Regions from separate parts of the Homo sapiens genome. Here region 1 is linked to region 2. A link is a loop called in an ENCODE intact Hi-C map of the cell type or tissue named here. Cell type or tissue: IMR-90. All regions are shown on one strand.

Region 1 (2,500 bases), 48 kb before region 2:
CAATCCAGGATGAAGGTGGGCTGCCCTGCGCCCAGTCCTTGAGGCATCGGAGGGTTGTAACACAGCCCTGCAGGGCAGGCACTGCCTTGTGATTCCCACCGGCAAGGGCCTTTCTGTGCCAATACCCAGCTCTAGGAAAGGTCCCTTGCAAGAGGAGGACTTGCTTTTTCATTAACTCAGAACTTTCGATTTGGAGCCAAGCTGATCCTGGCACAGCCTCAGGCCCAACACCAGGCTGGTCCCAACTCCTTCAGTCTGAATGACTCATCACATCCAAGGCAGCCGCCCTTCCAAGAAGCCCCACCCTTGGAACCCTGGAGCCTTGGGCCCTGGATGCAGAGGTAGAAAACAGAAAACATCCTCAGCAACAGAACCCCTTCCCTCCCACCTACCCAGCCTGTCAAAGGGCACGAGGACAGCTGCAGCACCCACGGAAGATGAATCCCAGACTTGGGTACCCTGCAGCCACGGGAAGAAGCGAAAAAATGCAATTCATTCAGCTCTCGGGGGGAAACCGAAAGGCCAGGTAGGAAAGAACCCTCACAGATCACTCTGTTAAAATTAGAACATTTAAAAATAGATATTACCATATGATCCAGCAATTCCACTTCCAGGTATATACCCAAAAGAATAGAAAGCAGGGTCTCAAAGAGGTATTAGTACACTAGCATTTATAGCAGCATTATTCACAATAGTTAAAATGTAGAAGCAACCCAAGTGTCCATTGACAGATGAACACATAAACAAAATGCCACATATACATACATACAATACAATATTATTCAGCCTTCAGAAGGAAGGAAATTCTGACACATGCTACAATATGGATAAGCCTTGAGGACATTTTACTAAGTGAAATGAGCCAGACACAAAAAGGCAAATACTGTATGATTCCTCTTACATGAGGTACTTGCGTAATCAAATTCATAAAAACAGAAAATAGAAGAGTGGTTGCCAGGGGTTAGGGGAGGAGGGAATGGGGCGTTGCTGTTTCACGGGCATAGAATTTTGGTTTCGCAAGGTAAAAGAATTCTGGAGACTGGTTGCACAATAATGCAAATGTTAAAAGAGTTCAGGAGATTGGTTGCACAACAGTGTCTTAGTACCGAACTGTACGCTTAAAAGTGGTTAAGATGGTCAATTCTATGGTATGTATATTTAACACATTTTTTTTTTGAGACGGAATCTTGCTCTGTCACCCAGGCTGGAGTGCAGTGGCACAATCTCAGCTCACGGCAACCTCCACCTCCTGGGTTCAAGCAATTCTCCTGTCTCAGCCTCCTGAGTAGCTGGAATTACAGGCACGCGCCACCACGCCTGGCTAATTTTTATATTTTTAGTAGAGATGGGGTTTCGCCATGTTGGCCAGGCTGGTCTTGAACTCCTGACCTCAGGTGATCCACCCGCCTCAGCCTCCCAAAGTACTGGGATTATAGGCATGAGCCACCGCGCCCGGCCAACACAATTTTTTAACGGAAAAAAAAAAAACAAAAAACACAGGCAATTTGGCTTCTGTATCAAAGTCTCCAAAAAATGTATACTCTATGATTCAGTAATTCTACTTTCTAGGAATTTATCTTCGAAAAAAAAAAAAAAAAGCTGGGGGTGGTGACTCACACCTGTAATCCCAGCACTTTGGGAGGGTAAGGTGGGAGGATTGCTTGAGCCCAGGAGTTCAGGACCAGCCCTTGCAACATAGACCCCATCTCCACCAAAAAAAAAAAAAAAGTGATGTATACAAAATTTAGCTTCAAGGATATCCATTTCAGTATTATTTATAATGGCAAAAAAAAAAAAGATTTAGCATACAGGTCCAATGACGGGACTTCACAAAATTAGGATAGAACGTTACAATGAAATGCTATGAAGTTACTTACAGTGACATAGAGGTGTATTGAAAAATGACTCATGAAATACTTTTTTAAAAAGCAGATTATAAAACATGACTGTATGAACTTACATTTTAAAAGCATATATAATCCTATAGGGAAAAAAGACTGGAAAGATATACCTCAAAATGTTCACAGAGTGCTAAGTCTGTTTCCGCAAATACAAAATAGAGTTACTAATAATGCCTAGCTCGTAGTGTAGCCATGATCATTAAATTAGATGAAATATTATAAAGAGTAGAAAGTATGCAGGCCAAGCACAGTGGCTCACACCTGTAATCCCAACACTTTGGGAGCCTGAGGCGGGAGGATCATCTGAGGTCGAGAGTTCAAGACCAGCCTGACTAACATGGAGAAACCCCATCTCTACTAAAAATACAAAATTAGCCAGGCGTGGTGGCGCATGCCTGTAAACCCAGCTACTCGGGAGGCGGAGGCAGGAGAATTGCTTGAACCCGGGAGGTGGAGGTTGCGGTGAGCTGAGATCGTGCCATTGCACTCTAGCCTGGGCAACAGAGCAAGACTCCACCTCAAGAAAAAAAAAAGTATGCACTTAGAAAATATTTTCAAGTGATGCTCACAATAACCTCTTAGGTAAGGGTTTAACCCTT
Region 2 (2,500 bases):
CAACATGGTGAAACCCCATCTCTACTAAAAATACAAAAAATTAGCTGGGCGTGGTGGTTGTTGCCTGTAATCCCAGCAACTTGGGAGGCTGAGGCAGGAGAACTGCTTGAACCCAGGAGGCAAAGATTGCAGTGAGCTAAGATCGTGCCACTGTACTCCAGCCTGGGCAATTGAGCAAGACTCTGTCTCAAAAAAAAGGCTAAGACTGAAGAAGAGAATGTTTATCTAGAATAACTAATGTCAAAAACTCCAAACAACAACAACATGATGAGAAAGGAGAGCGAGACAAAAGGGATACTAAAGAATGCTAATTTATGTGATTTAATACATACATTATGTATTAATGTATACATAATTAATATATATACCTTCCCCCAACATGAATTTGAAGAAATCAACAGTCAGACTTTTCATTAGGAGTGATGTGTGCTTTGATAAAGTCAGGGACGGAAGAAACAAGGTCATCAAATGCAGATGGCCATCATATTCACCACCCCAGTTTATAGTATATCTGAATTCAGAACAACACAACACATGCCAAAATTCCAAGCTTTTAACACCACAGTTCACCCTTATCAGAAATATGAATAAGGGAGAGAGAAATACAAAGCCCCATCCCAGCTGACAGGGGAGCCTAGAACATGCAACCCATTGAGGTCACCCTCATCCAATGCAAGGGTGATAGAGCAAGACCTTTTCTCTAAACAAAAGAAACTGCAGTTTCTTTGGTGGCAGTGTATTAAGTTCTCAGTTGGAGAATCTGGAAGCCGCACCCTTGTTTTTTCCTCTACTTGTGCAGAACGCACACCTTTTGCATCCTACTCCCTGTTAGAAGGAATTCCAGGGTTCAGAGATTACCACAGGGCCCAACAGCAAGAGACTGTTGTTAACCAGGCTTGAGATTTTAGGGACACAGGATTACCTCAATCATTTGTTAGACTTCTGATCAATTTCATGTATAGTAATCACAAATAACTTACCTAAAGTCTTATTTATTTATTTAGAGACAGAGTTTAGCTCTTGCTGCCCAGGCTGAAGAGCAATGGTGCGATCTCAGCTCACCTCAACCTCTGCTGCCCGGGTTCAAGCAATTCTCCTGCTTCAGCCTCCCGAGTATCTGGGATTACAAGCATGCGTCACCACACCCAGCTAATTTTGTATTTTTAGTAGAGACAGGGTTTCACCATGCTGGCCAGGCTGGTCTCGAACTCCTGACCTGAGGTGATTTGCCGCCTCGGCCTCCCAAAGTGCTGGGATTACAGGCGTGAGCCACCACACCCAGCCTATCTAGAGTCTTTAAATTGTTTTTATTCAATATTTTTCTATTTATTTTTCCAAATAAGTAATATGTAGTTTACAACATCAAAGCAATACTAAAAGGTGTAAATTGAAATCTTATTTTCACCCCTATTCTCATCCACTCTGGAATCCCCTACATAGGTAAAACATTGTCTTGAGACAATTCAAAACAGCTGAGGAAAGAGATGCCACCTAGAGGCCATTCTGGTATCTTGGGATGGCCGTCCTATCTCCTGATAAAGCCACCTCTCTGTCTCTACTTGTACTAGTTTCAACCTGAGTACACAAAGTAAATGGGGTATTTCAGCAAGGTTCCAAGTTATGAGACTCCTGGTTGCAGGTAAAGAGATCCTCTCTTACCTAGTCGTTACTTTCTTTAATCTCTGCTTTCAAATCAGTTATTTCCAACGTAGAGTTGCCCTTCTCTTGAAGGAGTCTGCTGAAAGCTACTAAAAAAGGCAACACTCACTAATGTTCCATATTGCTCGTGAGATTTCTCCAAAAATATAGCATTGGTTGGCATGTGGCCTATATCCAAGGTCCAGCAAGTGACAGTTTCACTACGGCTTATAAGGGTCACCAACTTTCCAGTTTGACATACAGTCTTTTAACACTGGCTACCTTAACCTCCAGTTAGCCAATTCCATATTTTAGTGTCTTGTTTTTAGCATCCTGCTTCTGGTACCAAATTATTTGCCTGTTAGGAATGGGTTCAGCTACAAGTTACAGAACACCCACCTATAAAATGGCTTAATCAAAGGTGGCTTCTCACTTATGGACTACAGTAGGGCAAGAATGGAAGCAGGACGGTCAGTTAGGAAGCTCTCTCTCAAGTAGTCCAGCAGCATCATCTACTACTGGACTAGATGGTTTAGTGGAGGTGGAAAGAAGTCAAAGACTCAGGATACATTTTGATAGCATCAACAGGCTTTGCTGAAGGATTTAAAGGTAAAGGGATGAGATAAATCAAAAACAGCTCGTAGAATTTTAGCTTGAACAACAGAATGAGTACCAGTGACATTTACTAAAATGCACAAGACTGAGAGAGGTGCAGGTTTGGGGGTGAAAATCAAGATTTTGGGGGGACACATTAAGTTTGAGATGCCAGTCTGACATTCATATGGAGACATCAAGTAGGCAGTTATTTACAGGAGCCAGGAATTACACAGAGAGGTCATTGTCAGAGAGACATATTTTGGAG

The links. Hi-C counts contacts between places; a loop is a spot of excess contacts. Peaks named below come from ENCODE experiments on the same cell type or tissue, not always from the same donor. Only the 100,000 strongest peaks of a DNase experiment are listed, where the experiment ranks them.
Region 1: a loop joins it to region 2, with 2.4 times the contacts of the local background. A loop is called at or near these places in 14 of 110 quality-filtered maps.

Annotation. Positions count from the first base shown.
Region 1 is chr2:46,965,889-46,968,388 of GRCh38, reverse strand. All of the region lies in intron 3 of TTC7A (tetratricopeptide repeat domain 7A), which reads right to left. Among named protein-coding and RNA genes, the nearest start is that of TTC7A, 26 kb to the right of the region's middle. RefSeq lists an enhancer at 145-439. In IMR-90, no CTCF peak of the experiment used is centred here; DNase peaks (open chromatin) are centred at 238 and 998; H3K27ac peaks cover 916 bases.
Region 2 is chr2:46,918,037-46,920,536 of GRCh38, reverse strand. It overlaps a transcript of MCFD2 not described here and a transcript of TTC7A not described here. Among named protein-coding and RNA genes, the nearest start is that of MCFD2, 3.5 kb to the right of the region's middle. In IMR-90, a CTCF peak has its summit at 1,499 (motif pointing left); no DNase peak of the experiment used is centred here.